Regions from separate parts of the Homo sapiens genome. Here region 2 is linked to region 1. A link is a loop called in an ENCODE intact Hi-C map of the cell type or tissue named here. Cell type or tissue: PC-3. All regions are shown on one strand. Each heading gives the region's core, and the rest is flanking DNA. Links, peaks and the distances in the headings are about the cores only. Region 1 has its middle 160 kb from the start of MIR138-1. Region 2 overlaps LOC107986081 (a long non-coding RNA gene).

The links. Peaks named below come from ENCODE experiments on the same cell type or tissue, not always from the same donor. Only the 100,000 strongest peaks of a DNase experiment are listed, where the experiment ranks them.
Region 2: it touches region 1 in a loop (1.9-fold over the local background); 1 of 110 quality-filtered maps calls a loop at or near these places.

Annotation. Positions count from the first base shown.
Region 1 is chr3:43,944,891-43,960,525 of GRCh38, reverse strand. No RefSeq gene overlaps it. Among named protein-coding and RNA genes, the nearest start is that of MIR138-1, 160 kb to the left of the region's middle. RefSeq lists an enhancer at 10,818-10,877. In PC-3, for the core only: no CTCF peak of the experiment used is centred there; a DNase peak (open chromatin) is centred at 6,365.
Region 2 is chr3:43,871,477-43,887,111 of GRCh38, reverse strand. All of the region lies in intron 1 of LOC107986081 (a long non-coding RNA gene), which reads left to right. Among named protein-coding and RNA genes, the nearest start is that of ABHD5, 190 kb to the right of the region's middle. In PC-3, for the core only: a CTCF peak has its summit at 7,761 (motif pointing left); a DNase peak (open chromatin) is centred at 7,711; H3K27ac peaks cover 475 bases.

The DNA.
Region 1 (15,635 bases), core at 2,602-10,601:
TTGTTATGCACTAAAATTCCTCTTAGGGCACTGTGTGGTTTAAGGAAGTACAGCCAGGATTGACTACATAATTGGCAGGGCCCAGTGTAAAGAAAATAAGGAGTCCCTTATTCAAAAGTTGTTACGAATTTCCAGATGCTGACAGCAGAGCATTAACCAAGTGCAGGGGTCTTCAAAGCAAGAGGTCCTGAGCAACTGGACCAGGCCCGTAAGTTGACCCTGAGTGTAGTCCTTGGAAAAGTAGCTGTGGTGAGCAGGTGAGGCCCCCAGGGTGGATGCAAGCAGCAGATGGCTTCTGTGCTGCTATGTGCCACCTGGGAATGGATTAGCTTTGCTCCTGACAGCAGAGGAATAAGGAGGACATCTGGAAGGCAGAGGAAGGTGTGTTCTGTGCTATGTGACCACCCTCCTGTCTTCAGTGGAGTTTACTAAAACACACAGCGATGAGTAGGGGCGGAGCAAAACAGAGGCAGCCCTGAGGGGTACTGAGAAAGTGGGCTTCAGGAATTCATAGAGACCTCAGGGGAAGACTGTGGGTTTTCAAAAGGATTGGGCAGCTGGGCCAAGTTTGCTCAGCTCTCTGCCTGTTGGGTGAGGTTCTGAGGCTCAGGGAACGTGTCTACAGGGCAGAGGGAGGGGCTCTCTGGGGCTCTCCTGGATCCTCCACTTGTGCTTTAACCAAAGTAGCCCGGCGTTAATCTGCTTGATATCGGGGTTCTCCTCAGAATCCACTGGCAAAGGTTTACACAGTTGGGGCTCCCTGAGCAGCTGTCTGTGGTGGGTGGGTGTGGGTGGAGGCCTGTCCCCTGAGCCCCTCCCATGAGGTGGAGCAGTTGCCTGAGCGAGTCAGCTTGCAGTATCCTTAGCTCAGCCGAAGCAGGCTTCTGCATCATGCTGGGCTGCTGGAGAAACAGCCTCCCACTGCAGGTCTTGCTTCCCTCAGTTTCTTTGAATCCAGCAGTATTGTTGGAGAATTCTAATGGCAGACAATGTAAATGCATTCCCCAGCTCTCCCTGGAGTGATGTGGACAATAACTACGAAGGTCTGCAAAGTTCATAAACAGCAGAAATTTCTCTAGGAAGCTTTCATTCACCTATGGAAATTGCCAAAAGGCTTTGGGTCAGATCTAGCTCACAACTGGTACATTATTTGGCCTATACAACACTCAAAAAGTATTTGGACGCAGTGTTTAAAAATCAGAGATTTCATGTAAAATTTTGGATTTTGGGTTTTTCTGGGGAAAAAGTGCCAGCTTTTGGCAACCCCAGCTTGTTTCTACCTGTAGCTAAACTTACCTGCATGGCACAGCAGGCGCTTCCTTTACCTGGCACCGTTCTGCATTCACCATGCCCTGCACCCCTCACCCATGTCATTCACTTTATCATGGACTTTGTGAACTTTTTACCTGGATTTTGTGAACATGTGCACTTGCTCTGGTGATGCTCACAGTAATGTCATAAACACACTTGCCAACCCCAAATGTCTCCCATGGAGTTATTGGACTTCAGATGCCATTTAGCACATCCTTCATCTCTGAGCATAAGCCTCTGGCCAGGGCTTTAGAATTAACTGAGTTTGCTTAATTTTAGAGTTAAATGTTTTATCTGTTTTGGCAAGGTGAGTTTTTTTTGTGACATAAATGGATGCTGTGAGTGCAGGTCCTTAAGTCTGGATTCAGAAATCAACTTGCTCCTTACAAACTTTACACTGGGTCCAAGGGCTTACATTTTCAGCAACTTTCTCAAAGATTATCTGAGAAGGGCTATCTTTGGACCCTATTATCTCTCTCTAGCTCTCTCTCTCTCTCTGCAAGATGAATTCAGCAAAAGACCTGTGTGGCGGATTATGTTATTAGCAGAGCCCTCGCAGGAGAAGAGTCTCTGGATACTAAGCATGTCGATAATTACGTCCTTGGTTTGAGGCCAGAACCCCCTCTCCCAGCCCGGCTGCTTGCCAGAGACCACAGGCTTCCGCAGCCCTACACGGGGAGAGCTTGGAGCCCCAGCCTCCCACTCTGGAGAAGTGAGCTATTTCTGTGTGTGTACGTGGGAAGGGTGGGAAGACGGAAAGAAAAGTGAGAAAATGTATGTAAGCAAATATTTCAAAAAAAAAGAGGGGGAAGCTCATCTTTAAATGGCATTAGAAAATAATCAATGTGATCCTGCCAGACCCCAAAATGAACAGCAGGCCCCATGTCCCTTTGTAGCCCAGGGAGACACTCATTGCCAGTTGCAGCCTCCGGGCAGCCTGGGTGTTCTCAGGAAAATGAAGCCAGTTTCAGTTCCCATCTCACCTGCCTGGAAATGATCAGTGGGGCCCTGAAACTACTGTCAACCCAAGTTGCAGAAGATAACTGTGCTCTGTTCCGCCGCAGTCTTCTAGAACGATGCCTGAAATTTAACGTGTCTAGGGCAATGCCAAAATGTACTTCAGCGTGATTTTCTTACAGGAACAAAGGATGATGATAAGAGAGGCAGGAAAGGGAGTCATAAGCCGAGGAGTTAATTTTGTTCTTTAATATGCAGGAAAAGCAACCAGGCAAGTTTCCAGCTAAACAAGAGTAATTTCTTCTCATCAAGTCTTTTCCTCCCTATATGTTCTACCAATTCTAAAACTAGCCCCTCCCCACTCTCCCTCCTTCACCTTTAAGGGGCACGTTGAAAAGGTAAATGATGAGATTTTTGAGTGAATGCAGAATGAATAGAACTGAGATGAGAACATGGTGACAGAACTGATTCAGCTGCTGATCAGGGACAAATGTCCACAAGTGACTCAAACCAAATGAAATTGCACCAAAAACATCACTTTCAGTTTTGAGAGTATTTTGACATTCAGGCTTTTCTTTGTTTCAGTAGTTTCAGAAAGTGTATACATTTGCTTCTGTTTTAGGCTTTTGATTCACATTCCAGTTGAAAGAATATGGATTTGGTTCTATTCGAATTTGGCAAACTAACATCTTTTTTTGGGTTTGGCTCTCAGTTGAGTTGAGACCCAGGCACACAAAAGCACTAGCTCAGAAACATACACAGTTCAACATGGCAAAGCTCACCAGAGCCAAATAGTTTAGTTATTGATTAAAATAATTAAAATATCAGAATCTAATGGATGGCAAATATCTGAGGAGCTTATATTTACTCACAGGAAATTGAGATAAGCCAGTTAAGGAGCCCCTCTTTCACAACAAGCTGGGGATTGGTCATGTTAAAGAATCACCCAAGAAATCTTAATTCACATTGCTTTTAAACGTGTATATTGACGTCAGCTATTAACGTGGATGAAGACAGCCTGAACTTTGGTATTTCCTTCAGTAGTGGACACTGTTGGTACCCTGCTCAGATTCCTTTACAGCTCATAGCTGCTGTTCCCCAGCCCTGGCCTCAGCCTAGGGAACAGGAGCCACCTCCCCGCCCTGGGTTACAAGTCACCGTAACATCCACAAACCTGACCAGTGACTGGCACAGAATTACAGAAGTCAACTCCTTTGCCTCAGGGTGGGACAACTCTGGGGTACAATTCATGCTTCAGAGCTCCCTTGGGAACAGGCTGAGACTGGTCTCCAGCTGAGACCACACCCTTGTTTAGCTCCTTCCCCTGCTCCTTCATTCTTCTCTGAGGGCCCCTTGTTTAGCTCCTTCCCCTGCTCTTTCATTCTTCTCTGAGGGCACCCCCAACTGAGAATCCCCATCTCAGGCTCTGCTTTCTTCCAAGTGCTGTTTAGGTGAGAACAACTCTCTTCTGAAGGAAGTCATATGTGGTTCAGATGTGCTCTGCTGAAGTCCTGTCCAGTATCTTAATATTATGTTCCAGTGACCTGAAAAGTGTTTGTGACTTAGCAAACTGGTGGTGTTCTCTGGGATAGGTGCCTTTGAACACACAATAGGCAAATTTTCCTTGTCCAGGGGCCCCAAGATGAGTAGAGATTTCCAGTTACTAACAAGAAAAATATTAAGTCAAAGTGACTCTGAATTTCTTTCTGAGCTAAAAGAATCCATTCCAAGTAACACTTCAGTCCCCATTCTCTTGTATCCTAAAATGCAAAAGAAAAACAAAACAATAGAAAATGCCTCAACCCAGCAATTCTATTATCAGCTCTCAGACAGCTCTTTCTCCACTCTTCCCCCGCCACCCCAAATTGCTCTTTCTCTCCCTCTTATATATCTTCCACACAGCTGGAAAGACCATTGAATCTAAGAGGAAAATCAGCAAAACCATACAGCTTTGTTGCAACAAAATGGCACTTCCTTCCTGGACACCCGTGTTTGAGCTCTTTTGCATCTGTATGATGGTGCTTGAGGACGTGATTCTGTGTTGTATACCTCATTCTGTTGACTTGATGTCTACACTAACTGTGACATAGGCAGAGTATGGAACTTCAGATCGCAAGTAAGTAAATAAGTGCTGACCATCTGCAATGAAAGCAATATGTCTGGGTTGGAAAGAGCTTGGGGAAATCTTTTAACTCTACAGTTCAGTATTACCGATGGCCCACTCTTCTGGCACACTTACATCTGCAGCAGATGCTGTTGATTCCCTGCCTGAGGGCTTCCATGCCACAGGAAGGGTCTTGGCTGCAAGCAGGAGAGATCTGAAGTGAATGATAGTAGGGCAGTTACACCAACCAATGAGAGATGGGAAGAGGTACAGAAATGTCCCAACTCCTTATTCTGCTCGGAGACCTCTCTGAGACCATTCCATATGGTCCATCCTCAGGGAGTCCCCAGTGGGCCTGAGCCCTTCTGTTTTCTCCATGACAACCCATTTATTAATATAGTCTTTATTCACTTTTCTCCCTTCCTTCTCTTACTTTCCCCACTCATTTCTGCTTCCTGAAATCACCTCTTAGAGAAACTGCCTGCACCCAAGTCCTTATGTTGGGTCTGCTTTTGGGTCATCTAAATAAGATCCCTCCATCCATCCCTCCATCCTGCCATGATCCCCTACTAGGTTCCAGCTACTGGACACGGAGAGGGGAAGGGAAATCAAGAGAATCCCGAGCTGAAAATATATCCTTTCTCTTTCCAGAGATCTCTCAGTCTACTTGAAAAAGATGATTACCATCGGATGGGGCAGTGCTAGAACAGCTGGAGACACAAATTGTCATAAGAACACAGAGGAGAGAAGAACAAACTCAGCCTGGGCATACAGAAAGTCTTCAGGGGGAGGGAGGCATGTGTCTGCTGGGCTTGAAGGATGTGTGGCACAACAGAATGATGCATAACTGGAAGAGGGAGGGTCCAAAGCTGGCACAAAAGGTGAAAACTTACATATGACAGAAAGTACACTTTTGATACTAGAATCCCATTCAGCTTAGTATCACTGACAGTGCCTAAAATTTTCTCTTTTTCTCTCTCTTTCAGCAAGACATTTTTTGTCAATTAAATTCTTACATGTCATGAGTCCATGGATACTTTCCAGGTGGAAAGAGAAGACGAAAATGCATGGAGGCGTGAAGACACGTGTGGCGATTAGTTAGGGTTCTGGGGTGTAGGTGAGTGGAGCTGAGAAGGCAGGTGAAGGCCAGGTTGTGAGACACACTAAGTGTCATGCTAGCAAGCTTGGACCTGTGGGGTTATGGAAGATATCAGAGGTTGTTGAGCACAGGAGTGAAGACTCTAGAGTGATCTTCCGAAACACTTATAGTGGATTTCTTATAAACACCATATAGTTGTGTCTTGTTTTTTTTTAATCCACTTTGTCAGCCTGCCCTTTAATTGTTATATTTACACCACTTCTATTTAAAGTGGTTATTGACATAGCTGGATTAATAACTATTGCATTTGTAACTGTTTTCTATGTGTTGTTCTTGTTCTTTGGTGCTTTAAAAAAATCTTCCCCTCTTTTTCTGCCTTCTCTGATGTTAACTGAGCATTTTATGTGATTCTATTTTATCTCTTAGCATATCAATTATACTTATTTTTTTAAAGTTCTTATTGTTTGCCCCAGAGTTTACAATATGTACTTACAACTAATCAAAGTCCACATTCAGATAACACTATACCGCTTCACAGGTAGTGCAGGTGCCTTACCACAGAGTATTCGTAAGTCCTCACTCCCCTCCCTTGTAACATTGCTGCCATTAATTTCACTTAGAGTGACTTTCAAAACATAAATCTGAACCAAAGTGAGTGATGAACTGTAGTGAGACAAAAATAATCTGAGAATACTTCAAAATCTTGGAGGCAAGAACTGCTATGTGGTAGATTGTTTGCAAACATGGCTAAAAATAATTCTACCCTGTACTGTGCCCCTTTGCAATGTGACTTTACCACTTCTCGTCAATAAAGAAGTGGCATTTATTTCTCCACCCCTGGAATATGGGCTTGACCACATGACACTGACCAATGAGTCATCAGCAAATGTTCCGCAAGCAGGACTTGCAAAGTGCTTGTGCATTGGAGCTTGGCCTCTTGTTACTGGTACATAAAATCTGAATGTCATCCCTGTGTAGGGCCATGCTTAGTTCTGCTACAAAGAAACCAAGAAACCTTTACTTCTGCATGTTCTGCATTGTGGTCTGGGAAGCTCATACCTGTTGCTTTTGCAGGAAAGTCACATCTTCCGGCCACTGGCCCCTCTGGGACTGCACTCAGCTGCCAGTGAGTCAGCCCCTATCCATCACAGGCTCATTAGCTACTGTGTCCGTTTTCTGGACACTGCCGGCAGACAGCCCTCTGTTCACTGGTCTTTTAATAGCATTAGGAAAACCCTGGCTCCAGTCACTCCTCTGGTCCTTCATATGCATGAACATTCACCAACCTGCCCATTTTATTAAGAAACAGCCAAGATGCAGTATGCTATCCACCCTCCCACCGCCACACACACTTTAAATAGAAAATAGGCAGGAGCCAGAAGATTTATGACCCATGATTTGGAATGCAGGAGAGAGCACAAAGGAGCACGGAGATGTCCTTGGAGTTCAGACCAGTGGAAGTCGGTCCCATCGTGGTGCAAGGCCGCTCACCAGGTACGGCCTCCATCACTCACACCCGGTCAGATGCGCCACCCGCTGTCCCCAGCTCCGTCTCTCTGCTCATTCCTGTAAGCTACTGGTGGCAGCAGCACTTAATCACCACATTGCCATGTATAAAAATTTAAGGAGTCTGCTGTCTCCAAGAAATGAATCCCAGATCATTTTAGAATCTTTCCTCCCCCATTTTTATTATTTCTTTCTTCTCATTCATCAGCCCTAATTTCACCAAGGGGGCTTCCTTTGGGTGTTCTGAGAAATCTTAATGCAGGGTTAAAGTATTGCTCAGTGTGCCCCCGAAAAAGGACAGCTGGAACCACCCAGTGTAGAAGCCCTCCCTGCCCATTTGATGAGTGTGGACGGCTGCTTGCTTGAAGGGTCTTGGGCCCTTCAAAGCCACTTTGCAATCCTGGACCTGGTTTCCCACTGTTTTGCCCAATGTCCTTTTGGAGCAGCAAGCAGGCTTTCCTGGAAGAGGCAAGGAATGAGAGGACCCCAGTTCCGATCTCACCCCACTGCCTCAGCCCAGGTATGCCACATCTTCAGAACCTCTGCATTCCAAGGAATGAAGGGCCTTGCCTTGTTTCACCTGTACAGCTCAGTCTCGTGATAGGCGAGACCGTTCTGAACCATCTCTCAGAGTACCTTACATTGCTGGAGAGGAGTGGTGGTGAGGCGGTGGGCAGGGGATCGGGTAACCAGGTCTTCACTGGCAAGAGTCAAAATGACGATTGTGTTGGGGCCTGGACACTATAATAGCTGATGGCCACATAAAGCCAACCAGGGGACAGCGTGGCATGGTGTCAGAAACATGGCCTGGGGTGCAGATGGGCTGGTTCGATTAGCTACATGGCTTTGACCAAGTCACTTGGCCTTGCTGATGCTCAGTTTTTACATCTGTAAAATAAGGATTGTTATCAGGCTTAAAGGGAATATTAACTGGAAAGCTGTTGTTATGTACACACTGAGCCAAAAAGAGCAGAAACAGTTGATACTGTTGTTATTACTGTGCTTATAATAAAACTATTACTATTATTATTAATGCTGGAGACACCAATTCTGAATGGGGACAGTGTGTGAGCCTGTGCTCACAGGCAGCAACCTAGAGCCAGGGCTACAGGGGCTCAGGGGCAGTGGCTTGGGATGGGGCAGGGCCAGATCTCAAGGCCATACTCTACCGGGCTTTCCATCTGGCCCAGCCTGAGTGTTACCCCCTTCTGCTCCTTTCCCAGGCAGTAATCCCATCCCTGGATTCCTGGCAACCTCTCAGTCATTTGCCTCAGTTTACTTGCACACGTATTTGACAGGAAATGGATGGCAGGGTTTTACTGTGGAGGGCTGTGGGGTCCCCTCCTATGCCACAGGGTCAACAGATGATCTTTAGGTTATAGATGACTTTGGCAGTTCCCCAAAGGGTTTCTCACTGCCGTGGCCTTTTGTCAGAGAGCATAGTCTTTTGTGTTTATGGGTGGAGCTTTTGCCCTCTGAGAGTAGCAGCTCCTACCAATGTGCACAGCATTCTCATAAAGAAAGAAACCAATAAACCAAATCAAACAACCATTCCCAGAATTGCTGGGGCAGGAGGAGGCGCAGGCTCCATTCATTAACAAAACCAGTCCTGGCTATTATCTTTAATACGTGGACTGAATCTTTATTGCGTTTTAATCTGCTCCATTCATTCTTTGTGGGCCAATGATTTGATTCAGAAACCAGAGCAACAATTTCAGGACTGTAATTTGTTGACAAGGTACTGGTTCTTAAAAATTCCCCCGTATTCTTGTTCCAGGACTATGGAAAGAACATCTGTTCTAAAAGTCTAGGGATCTAAGTTCCAATTCTAATTTAGCCACTAACTATGTGGATGATTACAGGGAAGGCATCCAAAGGTATCTTTGTTTGGGTTTTTTCTCAAGGCAGACCCTGAAATAAGCACCTGTGTTCAGGGAGTTTATTGGGAGGGGTAAGGGAGTAGGGTGAGTGGGACAGGGAAGGAGAAAATACAAGAATGGATGTGGTAACTGGAGAACTGGGGCTCAGTTCTGCTGGGGCCTGTCTGAGAAACCATGCTGAACACACTTAGAATTGTCCCAGTGCAGGCTGGGGTGGCTGGAACATACACCCATCGACTCTCAGCATCCCCATTTGAGGGTTGCTCCAGGAATATCAATGCCTCCAAACTTCAGTTGTGCCTGCTTGTGACACAGCAAGCTCTCATGGCACTGGAGAAAGTTTCAGGTAGAGAAGGTGGCAGCTGTCATGCAGGAACTGTCTCCCACAGCTGCAGATTAACTCAGGTGGCTGAGGGGATATGGGGTGGGGCATAGTGTCTGCTGCAAGGGTTAGCCCATTGTGTGGGGTGGGACATACTGGAGCGGGCTGAATTGTATTGTATTGCTTAGAACATGCTGTATGTAGGATATAATCTATGTTCCCAATATAAACTTGATGGCCTTTGGCTCAGCATCCTGACCTGTAAGGTGATTAGCAAGGTTGCTGCTGCAGAGGTGGCTGATAGAACCTGATATCCACTTTCCCCTTCTCCCTCAGTAACAGAATTTCTAGCTGGGCACACAGTCACACAGGAAACAGACTACGCTTCTCAACCACTTCTGAAGATGGGTGTGGCCATGCATTCAGATCAGGCTAACGGGGTGTAACTGGAATTACAGCATGGTGACTTCTGGGAATCGTCCTGTAAAACAGTGGGTGCTGCGCTTTGCCCTTCCTTCCTTTCTCTTGATCCCTTCTTATGGCTCTTATGGCTGGGATGGGGTGTGAGAGCCATCAGCTTGGACCGCGAGGGGAAGACCACACCTGGTGGCACTGCAGGGAGCCAGAAGGAGCCTGGGTCCCTGAAGACTTTGTTCCTTAGCCCCCAACTAGAAGCTCCAGCCTTTTACTAGAGAGAGAGAGGAATAATCTTTTATCTTGTCTGAGCCACGAGGCTTTGAGTCTCTTGTTACTAACAGACTAACTTAATCCTAAAGGATATAGTCCTTCACAGTTCTAATACTTTCCCCTGAATTCAATGTTTGTTTTCTCTCTTTTTTTTTTTTTTTTTTTTTGAGGTGGAGTCTTGCTCTGTCGCCCAGGCTGGAGTGCAGTAGCGCGATCTCGGCTCACTGCAAGCTCCGCCACCCGGGTTCACGCCATTCTCCTGCCTCAGCCTCCCGAGTAGCTGGGACTACAGGCGCCCGCTACCATGCCTGGCTAATTTTTTGTATATTTAGTAGAGATGGGGTTTCACCATGTTGGCCAGGATGGTCTGGATCTCTTGACCTCGTGATCCACCTGCCTTGGCCTCCCAAAACACTGGGATTACAGGCATGAGCCACTGCAGCCGGCTGTTTGTTTTCTTTTGAAATAACTGGAGGAAAGGACTAGAAATCCTTGCTGGCCTCCCCTGCCCCTCTTTGGTGGGGGGTAGGGGGTGGTGGCTGGGGAATGGCAGCTACAGCACCTTCCCATGCACGGATGAGCTTCCATGCAGTCCCAGCCAGCCTGCCTTCTAAAATATTTGAACTCCTTGGGCTTCACCTGGGGCTGCAGCTCCACTGTCACAAAAGCCACCAGCCCCCAAGCACCTTTGCTGTTTGGAGGAGTCATTATTTTTGTGCCCCATGTGCTGCTGAGACAATCTTGTCCCAGTGCTCTAGGTGGGTGGAGCAGATGCTGCGGTTCCCCAGGCCCATCTTGGTGTCCCATGCTGCCCGGGGACACTCCCTACATGCTGACAGCTGCCTCCTCCAGTGCCTGCATCCTCTTTCTCTTCACAGGAGGCTTCATCTTGCACCACAGGAGTTTGCTCAGCCTGCGTGTTTGCACCTCCAGGGACAGCTGTCAACCGGGGGCTCTGCAGTTAGACATCCGACCTTCTGTCCCTGTGGGACAGTTCTGAGGTGCATTCTGCACAGTTCCTCAGAGGATCCCTCTAAGGGTGGAGCCCTAGTTGCCCACCGTGGAGACCCACTCACTAACACACTCCCTTCCCTGGATTCCCCTCCACAAAAAACACATGTACACCCAAGTTCTCATCTCAGAGGCTGCTTTTGGGGCAATTGGACTTCCATGAACTCTGCAGCCTAGAGAGGTCCAAAGACCTCCCCAGAATCTCCACTAATTCCTAGGGACCTTTAGGTTTCTGTGTTCTTGGCTCATCCATCCAGACATACTGTTCTTATTTGTACTTGAATCAGCCTGGTCTCAGAACACAGCCCTTTCACAGGTGTCCAAAGAGAGCCACTCCCACCAACATCTCAAGTTTTGCAGACCTCTGGGTTCTGGGAATCACATGTCCTTGCGGTCTCTGTGACCTCCCCTTCCCTCTCTTCTCTTCCCATTGTCTCTGTTTCTACACCCCATCCCTCTGGATTGCTCCAGAAGCTCTCAATTCTCCTTCACCCTACAGAGCTGCTGCCTTTAGACCCAAGGAGCCAAACCAAGCCCATAGGTTGTTGGCAGAACCGGGGACCCTCCATTGAACAGGACCCACTTTCCTCAGAAGAATGTGGGTTTTTATCTGTACTTCACCCATCAGGAGAGCAGGGCTTACAGGCGTGATATTGGGCTGCCCAAGGTCACAGGGCTAGTAAGTGGGTACGGCAGACTCTGTCAGGGCCCGTGGGTATCCCCTCAACATTCACCTTTCCACACTGAAAAATGCTAAGGGAAATCCCCCGAACTTTCTGCCTCAGGGTTCCCCTGCCTTTCCAAGGGACACAGGACGAGTTGAAGTGCCAGAGAGTGAATGTCCTCAACCGATGATGGAAGGGTGTTGGAGGACACATATCCCAGTTGTTGCCTCTGGCTGGGAGTGGGAACATCTCTGAGCCTCACTTCCTGGAGTGGTAACTGTTTCATAATTCACTCTAACTTATGCCTCCCCTCACTTTCCACTCCTGACTGATGTTTCTTGGGGTCTTCTACCAAGTCAGCCTCCAACTCCTTGTTTCACAGTCTGTGTCTGGGGGAATCTCAAAATAAGGCAGTAGCGGAGCTGGAATTTGAAACCATGTTTGGCCAACCCCCAAACAATGCCCTTTCCAATATACCACATGTGCCCTGCAGCATCTCTTGGGCATTTCTGCCTGTTGTCTGGTTGCCAGTGCCTCCTGGTACTTGCAATGCTCTTCTGTTCCTGACTAGACAGTGCCCCTTCCCCAGGGTTCTATCTAGCTTCCAGTCACCCTCCCTTTCCCAACATTCTGGCCTGGCTTGGAGACCGCATGCTGAGCTAGGAGCTCTGTCCTGAGACGGTGGGAACCCTCCTCACACTGAGACTGTGGGGGTGTAATTATTCATGGCTGTGGTTTGCCTGTGGCCTGGTGTTTCCCAAGCTCTTTGCAACTGTTTAGATGCAACCTGCCCAACATTTCTCTGATGTGGCTATAGGAAATTGCCTCTTTGTTTTCTTGGCCCTCTACCCAATGCCTTCGAAATGGGCCACTCTTGGAAGGCTCATCTGTCTGCAGTTATACAACCTGCCCACCTCTCCCACAATAAAAATGATTCAAAACTAGAGCATTCCTGAGGAGGGGCGTCGATCATTTTTTTGGCAGGCCCTGTAAGGGTGACCAGCACAGCCAAAGGGTATACAAATAAGGGACACCTGACACCATGTGTGGTGGCTGGAGCTTATTCCAGATTCATATACTGTTTGGCTGTGTGGGATCCCTCCCGGGGCTGTCTGTGTCACAGGACAGTTCTTAGACACTTTCTGTCCCTAATCAGAAAGGGGTTAGTTCCTGGGGTCTGTGTCTAGGGGATCTTGGAGGTGAAGGTGTGAGAAGGTATCAGTGGTGTTGCGGGAGAGACCTAAAGGGCTGGACACAGGACGACCTTGTAAAGCACAGCCTTTGTGTGGAGGTGGCCTAGCAAACCCAAGTGAAGCTTTACCAGGAAGTTCATTAAGCTCCTCCCACTTGTCAACTGGTCTCACAGAGGAGGGTCCCTGTCAGAGATCAGAGATCATGTGGGCCTTGCCCAGACTCCTGGAGGACACAGCCTTAATATTGCCCCTTCCACAGTGAAGAGTAATGTGGAAACTTGGAGTTAAGCCTCTAAGTGAGGCCAAGGGCTACTTGCAGTTTGAATAATGAGATGCTTCCTAACTCAATGCAAAAAACCACCAGGTGACTTAGTTCACCGGGAGCAGAGTGCACTAACTGGGGACTTTAGCTGGGACATGATTACTGAATATATAAATGTATTAAAAATGCAATATAGTTTGGCTGGAACATCTGTGTGTTTGGCCATGAGTGACGGTCTAACAAGAGACTACATTAGAAAGAGGGTTCTGGATCCCCATGAATTCATACTTGCTGAGAATATAATGAGTTCCTTAGTTTTTCTAAAGTGTTCTGAAACATCAAATCCTAAATTCACTTCTAGGGCTGTTTCTTTAATGATTGATGGATGTTCTGCATACAAAGGATATGCAGTAGCTACCTGGCCCTGGTCTCTTCTCCTGTTCAAATAGATCATCCTCTTAGATTCCTGTTGGGTGTGTTACAATGGTGTTAATAATCTAGACTATTAAAAAGAACATCAGTCAGCATGGCTGGTGGGAATGTAAAAAGGTACAGCTGCATTTTGTGGAAATCAGAAAGGAGGAAAAGTGTAAATATTAAATTGTAAATTGTAAATAAAGCCACATAAAGGCTGCACTTTATAAGGTCATCCTGTGTCCAGCCATTTGGGTCTCTCTCTCACCACCCCTGATACCTTCTCACAACTTCACCTCCAAGACCTCTCAGACACAGGCTCCAGGGACCAACTCCTTCATGATTACACCATCAATTTTGTGGTTCCTCAAAAAGTGGAAACCACTTTTGTGGTTCCTCAAAAAGTTAAGCATAGAATTGTCATATGACCCAACAATTCCACTCCCAGGTATATATACCCCAAATAATTGAAAGCAAGGACTTGATCAGATATTTGTACACTAATTTTCATAGCAGCATTATTGATAATATTCAAAAGGTAGAAACAAATCAAATGTCCACAGATGAATGATTAACAAAACATGATACATAGAGGTGGCTGGCAAGGTGGCCGAATAGGAAGAGCTCCAGTCCACAGCTCCCAGAGACATCAACCCGGAAGTTGGGAAATTTCTCCATTTCCAAATGAGGTACCCGGCTCATCTCACTGAGACTGGTTAGACAGTGGGTGCAGCCCATGGAGGGTGAGCAGAAGCAGGGTGGGGTGTCACCTCACCTGGGAAGCACTAGGGGTCAGGGAATTCCCTCCCCTAGCCAATGGAAGCCGTGAGGGATTGTGCCATGAGGAACAGTACACTCTGGCCCAGATATTACACTTTTCCCATGGTCTTGGCAACCCGCAGACCAGGAGATTCCCTCAGGTGCCTACACCACCAGGGCCCTGAGTTTCAAGCACAAAACTGGGCAGCCGTTTGGGCAGATACTGAGCTAGCTGCAGTTTTTTTTTTCATACCCCAGTGGCACCTGGAACACCAGTGAGATAGAACCATTCACTCCCCTGGAAAAGGGGCTGAAGCCAGGGAGCCAAGGGGTCTAGCTCAGCAGACCCACCTCCACACAGCCCAGCAAGCTAAGATCCACTGGCTTGAAATTCTCACTGACAGCACAGCAGTCTGAAGTTGACCTGGGATGCTTGAGCTTGGCGGGGGGAGGGGTGCCTGTCATTACTGTGGCTTGTGTAGGCAGTTTTCCCCTCACAGTGTAAACAAAGCCACTGGGATGTTCAGCTCCACAAAGCCGTGGTAGCCAGACTGCCTGTCTAGATTGCTCCTCTTTGGGCAGGGCATCTCTGAAAGAAGGGCAGCAGCCCCAGTCAGGAGCTTATAGATAAAACTCCCATCTCCCTGGGACAGAGCACCTGGTGGAAGGGGCAGCTGTGGGTGCAGCCTCAGCAAACTTAAACATTCCCTTGTAGGGGAGGAGCCAAGATGGCCAAATAGGAACAGCTCCAGTCTACAGCTCCCAGCGTGAGCGACGCAGAAGACAGGTGATTTCTGCATTTCCATGTGAGCTTTGAAGAGAGCAGTGGTTCTCCCAGCACACAGCTGGAGATCTGAGAACGGGCAGACTGCTTCCTCAAGTGGGTCCCTGACCCCTGACCCCCGAGCAGCCTAACTGGGAGGCACCCCCTAGTAGGGGCCGACTGACACCTCACACGGCCGGGTACTCCTCTGAGACAAAACTTCCAGAGGAACAATCAGACAGCAGCATTCGCAGTTCACGAAAATCCGCGGTTCTGCAGACACCGCTGCTGATACCCAGGCAAACAGGGTCTAGAGTGGACCTTTAGTAAACTCCAACAGACCTGCAGCTGAGGGTCCTGTCTGTTAAAAGGAAAACTAACAAACAGAAAGGACATCCACACTGAAAACCCATCTGTACATCACCATCATCAAAGACCAAAAGTAGATAAAACCACAAAGATGAGGAAAAAACAGAGCAGAAAAACTGGTAACTCGAAAAAGCAGAGCACCTCTCCTCCTTCAAAGGAATGCAGTTCCTCACCAGCAATGGAACAAAGCTGGACGGAGAATGACTTTGACAAGTTGAGAGGAGAAGAAGGCTTCAGTTGATCAAACTACTCCAAGCCACAGGAGGAAATTCAAACCAAAGGTAAAGAAGTTGAAAACTTTGAAGAAAATTTAGACGAATATATAACTAGAAT
Region 2 (15,635 bases), core at 3,997-11,996, 75 kb after region 1:
AGAGGCCCCATAATAGCATCTTTGGTGGTGGTTGTTTTTTTGTTTTTGTTCCTTTGCTGTGTTTTGCCTTTAAAGAGAAGGTGCCTGAATGCTGGACTTTGCTGGAGAAACTCACAGTGCATGAGAAACTTTGATTCAGAATGTTTTTGGTGCTGCTTCGGTTACTGAAATAACTGACTGGTGTTTAAAATAAGAAATCTGTACTTTTCACCTCATATATAACTAGAGATTTTTCTTATAAGGATTTTATTTATGTGAAAAATTGGACTGTCTTTTGGAGTACTGGAATGGATTAAATGTTCCCAACTGAAATAAATGGCAGAGGCCTTTTTTGCAAAACACCCCTTTGCCTTCTGCCCTTTCTGTGGGAGGTAAATTGAGAATGCTATGTCAGGGAAGAGCTGTGCCTGGGTAGAGTGGATTTTTCTGTGCAAATCAGTGAAAGGGTTGATAGTTTACATCTGGGCAGCTGAGTGGGTAAAGGGGACACCACTCTGGATTCCCAGGGCAGAGGGGACTAGGAGGAGGCTAAGGGCTGGGAATTTGCAGAAATCTTTGGAGGGTATGGAACTTGAACTTCACTGTGGCCTTATGGGTCTGCAGTCCTCTTAGCTGGATCTGGTAGGGCCAGAGAGGCCTAGCTGACCTCAGAGTTGCAGGAGTTGCCCAGGTTTTCCTGGCATTATCACACCCACGTAGCTGTCTTCACTCCATTAGGGATTAGCAGGTTCTGGTATTTGGTATTTGTACAGAAGACAGGCTTGCCTCAAACTGAAAAAAAAAAAAAAAAAAAAAAAAAGAAAGATTCTGGATGACCAAAGTGTGTTTCTTTTCTTAAAGTCATTTTCCCTCCCCCTTTCCTAGAATCAAGCCAAAGTTGCTCCCCACCCGATGGGGCACCCCTCTGCACAGCTCAGTGCAGCTCATCGTCTGCTGTGACTTAAATAGCAAGAAGAATTTTTAAAAATAAGTTTTGTCATCAGTCTTGCTTGATCCTAAGCAACACTGCTCCAGCAGATGTGGCAAAATCCTCTCACAGGCCAGCTTGCTTTGTTCCAGAGGCAATTTGTGCAGAAAGCAGCAAGTTCCCTGGTGCTAGAGGGCACAGAAAAGGACCTGCCACCCTGCCCCTGTGACTGGGGGGCAGGCAGGGGCTGTGTGTGGGTATGAGTGTGTGTGGGGTGTGAGGATGTGGGTGTGAGTGGGAGTGTGCGTGCGTGTGGGGTGGGTGGGGCTGGGGCAGGAGGAAGGAGAACACAGCTCAACCTAGTTAAGAAGTTGAACCCAGCTTTCTGGGTATATTCTTTTTTAACAAAGAGTGGTATGTTCTGTCTTAGCTATTCAGCCTCTTGGTCTGAAAATCTCAGCAAGAATCCACCAAGTTTATTTTTAAAATGCTTGTAATTTGAAGATGGACTTCAGAAAGACTTGATGTTTGCACGGGGCGGGGCTTTGGGCCATTGTAGATCATTTCTTGACCTTTCTGCAGTGGGGAGAAGAGGGTGCTGGTGAAGTAGGAGGCACTCATCTTTTATTATCAACAGGAGAATATGTTGTGTTTTCTGTGAAAAGTATAGGTAGTTTAAGAAGAAACGCGTTTCTCCGTGGTGTGGGTTTGCCATATGTCTGGATTGCCGCCATGTGACAACTTGGGTCCTTATTTTAAGGACAGTACTCAGACAAAAAAGCGTGTGTCCCTGAGCTGAGAGCTTCACATACAGTGACTCAGTCCTTTCCTGGGGTGTCACTGGCCATGGGGGTACCAGTGATGATTTTAGGTGGAATGTGGTGAACACTTTTACTTTAAAAGGTGTTTGTTTATTTTAATGTGTATTAGGAAAGATCAAAACCAGGATAAGTCCATAATTACATGGAGAGATGAAATTCCTGTCAAACAAATAGTTTAGATTCTTAAAATGAGAGTTTGTTTAAGAAAATTACCAGTTAAATACTAATCCAGGAGCGCATCACCCCAGGTTAGGTAGGAGAAATAATTCTCCCTGACGGTCCCCATGGCGATACGTATGAAGGGATCATTTGCAGATCTCTGGGACAGGGCAAATGGGGGCCCTAAAGAATGCTGAGGTCCCCAGAGAGTAACCTCAGAGTGATGCTGGGCCACCTTAGGCCTGAAGAGTCAAAGGAGGGAATCAGAGTCCACTGACAGCCAGAGCCACAAAAGGGGCACAGCCAGGGGCACAGTCGGCACCAGAGCGAGGGGGGGGCAGGGAGAGATTCTCCCATCTCCCTCCTCCCGCTGCCTCAGCCCTGCCAGCACCTGCCATGGGCCAAATCCAACCGGAGACCAGTGGGCTACGAGCCCAGTGAAGTCCACAGTGTCCACCTCCCCAAGAGTACAGATCTGGGCAGAGACTGGATCCAGGTTGGGGCAGGGTGGAAGCAGAGAGTAGCCAGCAGGAAGTGGGCTGTGGGCATGGCGGGAATGGTGGAGATGGTGAGTGAAGCTGGGTCTGGCTTCTCACGATGGTCCAATGAGGTTGGTATGGATTAGCTCACTTTTCAGATGACAAGCTGAGCCTCAGAAAGGTTGAGAACGTGCTCAAGCTTACATTACTGGTGACAGAGCTGGTTCTCAAATCAGGTCTATCTGATCAGAGAGCCTGAGCTCTTAACCATTACACACACACATACACCCAGCTCATACAAAACCCAGCAAAATGATACTGGAGCTATGTTCACAATGAATACAAACAGTAAATCGAATCTTAAAAGTGTACTTGAAGTGCTGATGTTTTATTTCCATTATCTCTGTGGTTGGGGGTGCACAGGTAGGCCTCCTGTGTAGACAGGTTCTGTGCTAGACCGCTGGACTACATCCTGGTTCACCCGAGGCCTTGTGATTCCAGCCACAGAAAACAAACCCTATTTGTCCAAGTGCCAGAGTCTGGTTGGCTCTCTTCAGGGTTCACACTCAAGGACAGGGCTCCTGGCCAAATTAAAGTGGGGCCTGGGAGAATTCAACTGCACTTAAAAAATAATAATAATTGCATGTACTTTCTTTAATGAGCTCTCATTCCCACTTGGCAGCAGGAACACTAAATTCAGTCCACTCCAGCAAAGCCCAGTCTAATCCAATAAAAATGTTAGTCTAATCCAGGAATTCGATCACTGTCCAGTTCAAAGGTCTCTCTCCACAAGGTGCTTCCCCTCCTCCACCTAAGGGGAATATCCCAGGGACTTGCTGCCAGCCCACAGCCCATCAAGCAGGGGCAGGGAGAGCCAGCACCCAGCGGGGGTGAGACTGCACAGCCTCATGGCTGCTGTTCTCACCCTATTCACTCGTGTCCACCTGCCGTCTCTGCACATTTGATGATGTGGTCTGCCTCGCTGGACGCCCCACCCGAATGCTGAGGGGCCTACAGAGGCACAGTGGCTGCTATGGCACCCTCTACTCAAGCAGGCTTCACCTCCCAGCCCCTGCCTGCAGGTCACTTTACTCCTCTGGAAGTCCTGTGAGGTGAGAGAGTAGCCCACTGCACTTTTGAAGTTGGCTTTTAAAATCGCTATGGATGAGATTGGGGGCTTGGCGGGGGTAGGATGGAAATCCCTGCTTGGTTTCACGTAGCCCAGCCTCCCTTGAATAGAGAGCGTGAGGTGCCATGTAAGGGGAAGGTACGATCCTAGGGCAGCAAGAGTGAGAGTGAAGGAAGGAACACAGGGAAAGGGTGGGGGGAATGCAAGGCGCTGTCTTGCTGAGCCGGCCCTGCTTCAGCAAGAGGCCCAGCTGGTCATTCTGCCATGGGGGATGTCTCTGAACAGATTTACAGAAATGCCATGCCTCGAAACAGCCCATCATGGAGGAATGGAGTGGGGATTTATCCCTGGTTCTCTCCTACCTCTTGTCCCCCACTGGTCAGGGGTGAGGGAGTCAACTCTCCTGTGTTTCTGGGCCACATCGCCTATCCTATCTTCTGGGAAGCCAGACCCCGTGTCTGGCGGCATGGCTCATCATGTGAGTCTGGGAGCTGGGAAAGCAGCCAGAGCTTTCCACAGGGGCTGTGCTTCCCAGAGCCCATCATGGCAGAGGCTGGGCATGGGGGAGACTGTGGAAAGAGCCTGAGGTTGCACATGAAGGGTCAGATGCTGTGGGGATGTTTTGTTCTTGTTTTAAATATTCTAGAAGAAATTGGGCTGAACCAGCATCTAAAATACTTCAGTAAAAAATACCGTGGGTGACTGTGTGTCTTCAGAATACCCAGGACCAAGACTGGTGGAGGCCTGAGTAGCACAGAGACCTGGGACTTCCTTCCTTCATGTGAATTGGAGCTGCAGCGTATCGTGGTGATTAGACTCGGGGTTGTAAGGCAGAGCTGCAGCTTCCTTAGCTGCACTGCTTCCTGGTAGTTAAGAAGGTTACTCCACGCCCCAAGCCTTGAAGCCCTGATACACAGATGGGAATTACAGCTATATCTAACTCACCAAGTTGTTGTGAAAAGTAAATGGGATAAGCCAGTGTTTCTCACATTTTGGGTATTTGCATACCACCTTCACACTTTCCTCCTTACCTGTGTACCATCTCTTATTATTTAGTTGATATTTTTTTTAAATTGGCCCTATTTTAAACCTTAGCCTCATTCTAAGCGATAATATCTATGAATTCTCCAGGTAAACATGAAGATATATATATATATCTTCAATATAGATATATAAATATATATATATATCTTCAATATAGATATAAAAATATATATATATATATATATATATTTTTTTTTGAGATGGAGTCTCGCTCTGTTGCCCAAGCTGGAGTGCAATGGTGTGATCTTGGCTCACTGCAACCTCCACCTCCTAGGTTCAAGTGATTCTCCTGCCTCAGCCTCCCAAGTAGCTGGGATTACAGGCACCTGCCACCATGCCTGGCTAATTTTTGTATTTTTAGTAGAGACGGGGTTTCACCATGTTAGCCAGCCAGGCTGGTCTCGAACGCCTGACCTCAGGTGATCCACCCGCCTCAGCCTCCCAAAGTGGCATATATTTTTTCTAATACACAGTAGAATAAGATGTTAGTCTTAGATTGTTAGTCTTAAACTGAGAAAATGACCATCTCACTCATGAAAAGTAATGCAGTGCTACACTTTGGTGAACACTGAGCTGATCTTTACATTCAGGCAGAATCTGGTGTTCGGCAAATATTTGCTATGCTGGCACCTTCGATGCTGGCCGATGCTTTGTCACTTACTTCCTGAGTGTGGGCTGCTCGTTTATCTCCAGCTCTTCTGTCTTGCTTAGGAGCATCTTGCCAGTGGAGCGATGGCCGTCTCCCACCGACTCTGCAGTTGCTCATGGACCTGGCTCTTCCATGCCCATGCAAAGGCCTTCTTCTTGAAGCTCTTGTCATCCATCTCTACTTCCTTCTCCCCTCCCAGTGGCCATCTTTCATAGCCTCCTGGTCATTTCCTTTCTTCCCTGAAAGCTTTCGCACCTGCCTCTTGGCTTTGCTCTCCACTCTAGGCTTATCCATAAACCTTGATGACTTCAATGACATCCAACATCTTGTCTCAAAGGTCCTTGACCTCTTCACCTCCAATAACTATCTTCCCCACGACCTCTTCAGCAAACCTGGCACAGCCACATCCTATGGAGCATGCCACCTGCTAGAACTACACAATCTCAGAAATCTTTCCATCTCAGACTTCACCCTCTTTCCCTCCAACTCCTTGTGGCCTTATTCCCATGTTTGGTTCTTTAAACTCATTAGAACTCAAATTCCTTGATGCTCGCTTTTCTCACAGGTCTGCATCGACCTTCACTGCCCAGTCTAGGCCCCATGAGGCATTGCTTAGCAACTTGGAAGTTCCTGGCCATTTTCAGATTCCACCACACCCACCTGCAAAGCCCCAATCTTGGAGCAATTAACCTACCTGCAGGCCAGTCCTATTCCTGGGACTGCAGTGGGGCGTGTGTGGGCTGAGCACTGTTGAAGAAAATCTACTCATCTTTTTCTCAGAAGTTTGTTTTGTTCTTATTTCCCTATTTGTGGTACTGTTTCTGTTAGATAAGTGTTCTGAAAATGATAAAATGCTAAAAAAAAAAAAAGTAAAGTATTTGTATCTTTATCATAAAGACCTGACCTCTCCCATGGAGGGGTTTACAGTCAATTGATTAATTGTGAGAACCATGCCCCTGTAATCATTTGGATTTTACACTTCTGTTTGGAAGGCCCTTCCCCTTCTAACTCAACTTTCAAGACTGTCCAAAATCAGTTCTTACAGGAAATCTTGTCTGTGACCCAGACTTGGTTAGGTGGTTCCTCTCCAGCTATGCTTTCATAGCACTTATCACAGGACTTTGCAATGAGCTACTTATGTAGCTGTCTCCCCTATTTGACTGTGATGTGGGTTTTTGAAAGGAAGGACTTTGTCCTACTCTTCTTGGTTCCTCCACCTCTCACCCCAGAGCAGATTCACAATAGTTGCTTGTTAAACAAAACTAAAATGACCTAAAGCCAGAAGGAGAACTTCAGCATCTTTTGGAGAAGAAAAAAAAATTTCTTGCATTAAAATTATGCTAAGCTGCAATAGACAATTAATATTTTGTCTATTTAGATCTCCAACTATGTGTTATGGAAGTTAATCACAGGATCACTTCCTCTTGGCCACTGTTGATTGGCTTCAGTTGGGCCAATCAGAGTGTTCCCTGGGATCTTTTGAACTGGAATTAGAGTACAAGACATAGTTCCTCCTTGTTGGTGAAGCTGTGAAATGTGAGGCAGGGGGGCTGCTGAGAGCCATGTTCACCTCCATTTAGAAGAAGCCAGTGTGCAATGAGAGTGATGTACACAGGACCAGAAGTGGATTCCTGCTTCCCGCTGTTCCAGGTGCCTAGGCTGCCAGTCTGTGAGAGATACAGACAGTCCTCTCATCAAATTACTCTTGGTCCTAAGGTAGATAGAGCTGAGTTACTGTCGTTTACAGTTAAAAGGAGCCTGACCTATTCATGTGCTCATCCTTTGCTATTGATTTTTACTTCTCTTAGGACAACTAAACCAACTTAAAATAAAAAATGGTCAAGAGATATGGACTGATGGTTGACCTGATAATTTAATGACCCTTATTTTTTTCTGATTATTTTGTTAGGGTATAATTTACCCAGAGTAAAATTCTCCCTTTTTAGTGTATGGTTCTGCAAGTCTTGAGAAAAGCATAGTCTTGGAACCATTATCACAGTCAAGATAAAGAACAATTCTTTCACCCCAGAATTTCTCTGTTCTCCTTTGGTGTTTAATCTTTGCCCCAATCCCAGCTTCTGGCAACCAGTGATCTGTTTTCTGTCCTTATAGTTCTGCCTTTGCACAAATGTCATGTATGTGGAATCCTACAGTATGTAGGAATTAACACAACACATGTACGATTCATCTGTGTCATTGAGTGTATCAGTAGTTCAGTCCGTTATCTTGCGGTTTTGTATTCCGTTGTACAATGCACCACAGTTTCTTAATCTATTCCCCAGTTGTAGGACATGCGAATTGTTTCCAGAGGGTTTTTCTCAGTGTCTGCTTCAATCTTAGCTTCAGGTATTATTGCACCTGCACCTCTGAGAGGCTGTCTCTCCTAGCAATGCTCCTGCCCCTGTCCTAGCAATAGATGGTGTCCCTTGTTACCTGACACTTGTTGACCCAGTCACAGTGTGTGGGTGGGAGAAGGAGCGTTCTTTGTTCTGATTCAACCTGTCAGGCAGGCACCATGCCGGTGTCTCAAGAATGAGGCCTTCTAAATGACTCTGCACTGCCCCCAGCTGTAGGAGACTTTTACTAGTTTGAGCCTCTTTCTCAGGGGTGGAGATTTTTTTCTGTTCTTTTCCTCCAGCTGCAGTGGGTGCTCTAAAGGCAGCGGAGTCCGCTGCCCTTCTCTTAGCAACTTATCATCATTCCACAGGGAGGAAGGACCTCTTACTGTTCCTGCAGCAGCTGCTGCTGTTCCCTTGCCCAAGGGCTGCACCACGAAAGACGCTTTCTCAGGACTCTTGCTCTGCTCCAAATCTTTCTTATGAGTGCTTGGTGAGATCAGGGAAGAAAAGCCTGCTAGTATGTACAAATTCCCTCGTGTCTCAGTCTCTTTGGGTTGCTATAACAAAATACCATAAACTGCGTGACTTATAAACAACAGAAATTTATTTCTCACAGTTCTGAAGGCTGGTAAGTCCAAGATCAAGGTGCTGGCAGATTCATTGTCTGGTGAAGGCTGGCTTTCCTCAGAGATGGCTGCCTTCTCACTGGGTTCTTATGTGGCAGAAGGGGAAGCCAGCTCTCTCTGGGGTTCCTTTAATAAGGGCACTAGTCACATTTATGGAGGCTCTGCCCTCATCATGACCTAAGCACCTCCCCAAAGCCCCACCTCCAAATACCATCACCTTAGGGGTTAGAGTTTCTTTTTTTTTTTTTTTTTTTTTTTGAGATGGAGTCTCGCTCTGTCACCCAGGCTGGAGTGCAGTGGCACAATCTCTGCTCTCTGCAAGCTCCGCCTCCCAGGTCACGCCATTCTCCTGCCTCAGCCTCCTCAGTAGCTGGGACTACAGGTGCCCACACCATGCCCGGCTAATTTTTGTGTGTGTGTGTTTTTAGTAGAGATGGGGTTTCACCGTGTTAGCCAGGATGGTCTCGATCTCATGACCTCGTGATCCACCCGCCTCACACTCCCAAAGTGCTGGGATTACAGGCGTGAGCCACCGTGCCCGGCTGGGGTTAGAGTTTCAACACAGCACCTGCGTCTGTGGCACCCAGGGGCTCCATATTTTCACACTAACCTCACTTAGGCTTTAGCAAGTCATTAAAAATTTTAGGTGAACTCTTCTCACTGACTAGTATGGCATCTGGTGACATCTGTTCTAGGTAAGCAAGTGCTGATGTCCCCTCTTTCCTTACAGGTACTTGTCTTTCTTTAGATTTTGAGTTGTTTACCCTGTGGCTTCAGCTCTCCTATAGGTTCAAGAAAAGTTGTGAATTTGCACAATGGTCAGTTTTTTCTCATCGTAAGGGTGGAAATGATGTTTCCCCAGCTTTCTACATCTTAAGCAGAAACCAGAGCCCATCCTCACTTTTAAACAGAAGGTGGGAGGACAGAGCCCCAGTGGTGAAGGGAGAGTCATTGGCTTAAAGCTGGGGGAGGGGACTCCCAAGGGCCAGCTCCAGCCCTGGCTATATTCCAGTTGAGCCACAGGTGTTTGAACAAAAACTTGAGTTGGCTTCAAACATTTTAAAATCTGAAATTTTCTCATTTAAAAAATCTGGATTTTTGCTTTCTCTTGGAAAAACTTCCTGCTGTGATCATCACCAGGATACTTTTTTGGTGTGGGGCACATTCTCCTTTCCCTGTCATCCCCACCCCCCCACGGAACACTCACCTGCTTCACCCATTTTCCTAACCTGCCTGGTCCCTGTGGGCAGGGATGGGGCTGAACCAGTGTGCTCTGGTAAAGTTCTACCAGTGGTGGAGATGTCAAAATAGTCCCATGCCTGTGAGTAAACAGCCAGCTCCCTGAGCCCTGGGAGAACCCATCCATCAGCTAGACTGGCACCTTCCCTAGGACCTTCATTCCCAAAGGGGTAAAGTTAGCAAACCCAGTGGCTGTGGTGCAAAGCTGTGGCCGGCACCTGTGCTGACTGCTGTCCTGGCCCATGCTAGCATAGGATGCCTACTGACAGGATGACACTCAAAACACTGAAGTTTGCAACTCCCGACTTAAAGTACCACACACAAGCTCCTTGCTCTCAGAAGGTGGAAGCAGGTAGAGTGATGCTGTTTAAGGTGATATTTTCAAACCTTTCAAGCCTAGTAGTAGAAATCAGTGTAAGCGGTGAAAATGTGCTTTGGATATTGGTTCTAGGAGAGTAAAGAAGAGACCAAAAACAAATAGGAAGTGAGAAATTAAAGAATACATCGAAGAGAAGCTTAAGCTACAGGAAAATCAAGAAACAGGGCTGATACATGTCGGAGATAAACGAAAAATGGCTATACCTCAGGGTAGCCCATTATCAGGGATTTTTTGGCCTCTTTCTACTTTAAAATGATACATAATTACAATAAAGTAACTGTTTTGTAATTAAATACCAAAATAATTAAATTTGAAATTAAACATGATAACATCAAGTTGTTCTGACAGGATTAATTTGTGTCTTAATCTGATAAATCACTTTCATTATTATTAGGATTAAGTTTTAGAGGGAAGAAATTGCAAAAGGAATAGTTCCCGCATTCCACAGAGAAAGACTGACAGGGCTTTGATTCCTCTCACACAGAGCTCTCTCAAAGGTCAAGTGCTGGAGGCTGATTTTTAAGGCACAATTGGAAGAACAAGAGAAGATATTCTTGAAAGGACTGTTTTTCTGATATTCATACCTCAACTATTTTGTGCTTGGATTTTGAAAAGTAACCAAAGTTTCCTCACAAGTTTCTGATCGAATAAATAAATTAATCAGAAGCCAAAAAAAGTAGCCAAATTAATAGTTTCCCATCAAACAACAAACATTTAGTGTCTGTTTTGTGCTAAGTAATACGCTAGAAAATGCAAGCGCATGGGAAGACATGTAAAATACAGTCTCTTCTTTCCAAATGCAAGGCTTTCTTCTCTTGCTGTAAAGAAAAATAATGTATGCATATAGAAAATAAGATGGCAATCCGAAATTCAATAATAATAGAAGGTGCCTATTTGGTAAGACCACAGTACCCAGATATTTTGTTAAACTGTATTTGTTATTCGATATGTTCTGTGAAGGTATTTTTTTTAGAAGAGATTAACATTTAAATCAGTAGACTTTGAATGAAGCAGGTTACCCTCCATAATGTGAGTGGGCCTCATCCAATCAGTTGAAGACCTTAATAGAAAAAGACTAGCCTCCCATCAGAAGGGGAATTCTGCCAGCAGACCACCTTTGGACTTGAACTGCAACTCTTCCCTGGGTCTCCAGCCTGCTGGCCTACCCTGCAGATTTTGGACTTGCCAATCCTCCACTATCACACGAGCCAATTCCTTAAAATAAATCTCTCTCTATATATATATATACACACATCCTGTTGGTTCTGTTTCTCTGGAGAACCCTGACTAATTCAGCACCAAAGTAAGAGATGCCTCAGGGAAGCTCACTCTGTCTTTGGCAGGCTCTATTGTTATAGCAGCAAAGTGCTACAGGTTGGATGAGCCCACGGTGCCCTGATAAAACTGCATTTATAGAAACAGACAGCCCGCCCGTGGGCCACAGTTGGCCAATATGTTTTTTTAAAACTATTGCACAAAAATGTTATTTATCTTGACTACTGAGTTTCTTGGTGTCCCCTTCCATTTTTCACTCCAGATGATGCCTCTCTTGCCCCAACACAGTCCCCACCTGGCTCCTCAAGCAACGTGATCTGAATGGTGTCCATGGGGATAGAGTTCAACTAGCAGGACCAGAAAGCAGCATGGACATGCTGGAAAGATGGCCCTACCATTCTGTACAACCTTGAATAGCTCTTAAACTTCATTGGGCCTTGTTTCTTCTTCTAAAACTAAGTGTTGTAAAAAAAAAATATGAATATAGCAAGTCTTCACACAGGTAGCATCCTGGGTGGAGTGATCTCCATGAAAAGGCCCAGTGAATCCCTGAGATGCTGGGTCGCTGCGCAGTTTCCCAAGGTTCTGGCCATGATCCCTGCTCCAGCCAGCCCAAGGAGAAAGCCTGGGTGGCCTAAGAGGAAGTGCCATCCCTGGTAGGGTGGGCTGAGGGGCCCTGGGAGTGCCTGCCTCTTGGGCTGGATGAAAGTGGACACCTGCCTTCAAGCATGTGTCTCAGTCCACAAGTTATAGGAGAAAGAAGGAGAGGAGAAAGCAGAGGTAGAAAACAAAAGAATCACTCACCCTACAGACTGCCTGCCAAGTTCCTCTGCTGCCTGGAAAGCCCAAGGAGAATTCAGAGATCCCATTAGGTTGGAGCACAGGGCAGGACTGCTTAGGGCAAGATGCTGGTCAGGCTCTCTGAGTTCCCAGGCTCTCAATTTAGGGATTGTTTACTACCCTGCTGGCCTCTCTTTGTATTAGCCACTGCAGCCTTTGAATAAAAGGCATGATGGAGTTGCCAGCCAGAAGTCATTGTGGCCTTTTCTCAGGATCTCAGAGGGCACCCTTTGTCCAGCAAGGTGGCTGCATAGTGGATGATACTTGAAGGGTGTGGCAAGATTTACAGGGACTATGGGAGACTGGCACTGACTCATTGGTTTAGAAAGGACTTGCTAGGCTGGGCAGGCCAAGGTGGGAGGATCCCTTGAGCCCAGAAGTTCAAGACCAGTCTGGGCAATGTGGTGAACTCCATCTCTACTAAAAATACAAAAAATTAGCAGGTGTGGTGGCATGCGCCTATAGTCCCAGCTACTCAGGACACTGAGGTGGGAGGATCACTTGAGCCTGGGAGGTTGAACCATGATTGCACCACTGCTCTCCAGCCTGGATGAGACAGAAGGAGACCCTGTCTCAAAATAAATAAATAAATAAATAAACAAAAAACAACAACAAACAAACAAAACAAAAAACAAAAAACAGGACCTGCTAGCTGCACTCATTGGCCACCCCACATTGGACTCAGGGACATTGCTCACACCCTGTGTGCCCTGGGACAAGTTCCCTGACTACTTCATGACTCAGCTTCCTCATCTGTAAAGGTGTAATCATAATGATAATAACCCCACATGTTTAGCAAATTATTTAGTAGAATGAATGGAGTGCTTTGCACAGAGTAGTTGCTGAACAAATTAGCTGCTGTGTCTATTATTGGTCTTGGGCTGGGCAATGACGTAGGCCAGCCAATCAAAATCCTTCTTTAGGATTTTGTAAACTAGCAGTGGGACAAAAGGCCAGTCCCTCCTAGGTGATGAAGCTTTAAGTTGCAAATGGGGGAGCCATTCCCTGCCATGTACAGGAAGCTGGTTCTGGGAGGACAAAGTCAGAGAAGCAGAGATGGAAGATAGAGGTGAGCTCCTAGTGGCTTTCAAATCCCTGATTCCAGTTGTTTCACGTGGCCCAGCTGCACCTCAGTTGTTCCTGCAGTGTATGATCCATCAAACAAATTCCCCTTTGGGCTGTGGCTAGTTTGAGGGGTATATTAGCATGCTAGGTCTGCCATGACAAAGTACCACAGACTAGGGGGCTTAAACAACAGAAATTTACTGTCTCACAGTTCTGGAGGCTGGAAGTCCAAGCTCAAGGTGTCAGCAGGGTTGGCGTCCCGTGAGGCCTCTCTCTTTGTCTTGGAGACAGCCGCCTTTTCCTTCTTTCTTCGCATAATCTTCGCTCTGTCTAAATCTATGTCCTAGTCTCTTCTTATAAGGACACCAGTCACACTGGATTAGGGCCCGCCCTGATGACCTCATTTGAGTTTAGTTACCTCTTTACTGACCCCCATCTCCAGATATAGTCACATTCTGAGGCACTGGGAGTTAGGACTTCAACATATGAATTAGAGGGGAGGTGGGAAGGTGCAATTCAGCCTGTACTGAGGCATCTGAGTTTTTTCTGTCACCTGTAACCAAGAGAGTCTTGACTGATATGCATGCATACTCATAGAAAATAAAATCTGGGAGAATGTTTATCAAAATCTTAAAAGATACTATTTCTACACGGTAGATTAAGACTGACATTTGTATTTGCTTACCCACATTTTCAATTTTTCTTCTGTAATAAACATGCATTCTCATTGTAATAAAAATGTTTTAAAATATTTCAAAGAATTCCAGAGCCTTGCAGGTGATGGGATGGGGTAAAACCTAAGGGTGACATCTGAAAGCAGCCAGGCAGTGGGAGAGGGCGTAGGTGCTGATTGCTGTGGACAAGGTCTGAGGGCACCCATGGTGTGCCATGGGGTGTTGGCAGAGACTGCCTGAGACAGCTCGGAGATCAGGAAATAAGACATCCCTCTGCCAGTTAAACCATAAAGCATGCAAAAATGGATCCACACAGAGAAATGCCAAGTCACCTTAAAGAGGCAGGAGGGCTGCAGCCCAGACTTGCTGTGATTGGAGGAATTCAAGAGCTAGAGGCAGTGTGTGTTGGGGGCGGGGAACACAGGGGGAACAAGAGAAGAGGGAACGAGAGGCTTGTGGGGTTGGGAGCAACAATAAGCGTCTGGAAGGGATGGTCTTGTGAAAACCAAGCTGCCGTTTGATCCAGACGTCTTGGAAAAATACAAAGTCCCTGTTAGCCTCTTAGGCTTGGCTGCATTTTTGTAAAAAAAAAAAAAAAAAAAAAAAAAAATGGGGAAGCCTTCTGTTTTTCTTTCCTCTTGTTTGTTTATGGTAGAGAAAAATGAGGTTCCTGTGTCTAGACCAGAGGGAAAGGGGGTAAAGACCATGAAGAGCCATGCTGGCCACCTGATGGGGCCACAGGCACTGAGACCTGTCCTTGGTCAGCCAGCATTGGGAGAGGTTTGGGGAGCGTGTGCTTGAGAGAGGGCCGTCATGCAAGAGGGGTCCATCAGCATTGAGGGAGGGGAGGCCTGGGGATAAGAAGGATGAGTAGATGCTCCCCAGGGGTGGGGAGAGCCCGGCAGCCTTCCAGTACAGTCATCTCCAGGACTGCAGAGAAAGCTGCTTCCTGTTCTGGGCTCTGTCATACCCCCCTTCATTACTCCCCAGCCTCAATCAGATTCCATGACACACAACAGCATCCTGTTAGCAGTGCTTGGGGGAATGAAGACAGAGGGTGGTGACTACATGAGAGGGAAGGACAAAAAGAGGGGGCAGCAGCCCAGGTGGGGAGAAACAGGGGGCAGGCTTCAGGGAGTTTGAGACAAACTCCCTTTTCTCAAAAAGAAAGGGAAAGAGGAGCAACGAAATACAGGGAGGCTAGCCAAGGGGAAGACACAGGCAATGATAATTGTCATGTACTCTTTTCTGAGCAACAGCTCCCTCACATAGAGCAGGAATCCCGTGGCTCTTTAAGGAGGAGGTATAAGACACTGATTCTGAATCGACCCTACAAGGGCTGGGGTGGCAGGCATTCCAGGCAGATCTTAGATGATGAGGCTTAGAGAGGCCCAAGGTTACGCAGCTCAAACATGAAAGAGACGGGGTTGGAACGTGGCTCCACCTGACTTCCAAGGGCAGCATGTCTCTTATTGCACCACAAGGCTGCCCGTGATGCTGTTGCCTCCAGCTCTGGCAGGGCAACATGGAGTCCTGACCCACAAACAGTCCTGTCCTTCTCTTATCACTGCTGAAGCTCCAGGACTCAGCCATTATGAAATCCAACCAAGCTTCTGGTGGTGAGTGCCTCATTACCCTGTAATCCCCGTTTATAACAGAGGTTTTCTTCCCTGGAGAACATGGGCTGAGGATCCTTGGACATGAGAACCAGAAGTGCTGGCTAGTTCTGTCTCTCCCTGGAAACGTGGCCATCTCTTGGGAGTTTGCTTCCTGCAAGTCAGTCCCGGCACCTATCACCTTTGGGTGTTGTACCAGTTGCTGCTTTGCTCTGCCCAAGCTCCTTGGATCCCCTTCACCATTTTTGTGCCCATAGACACCTCTTGTGCTTTCTCCTTAACAGCCAGCATCTGAGGACAGCTCTCAGGCTGCTGAAACCCACTTTGCCTGTGTGCATGGAGAGCTGGAAATGCCTGGGATGTGCCTCTTCCTGGGGCTACCTGTGACTAATGA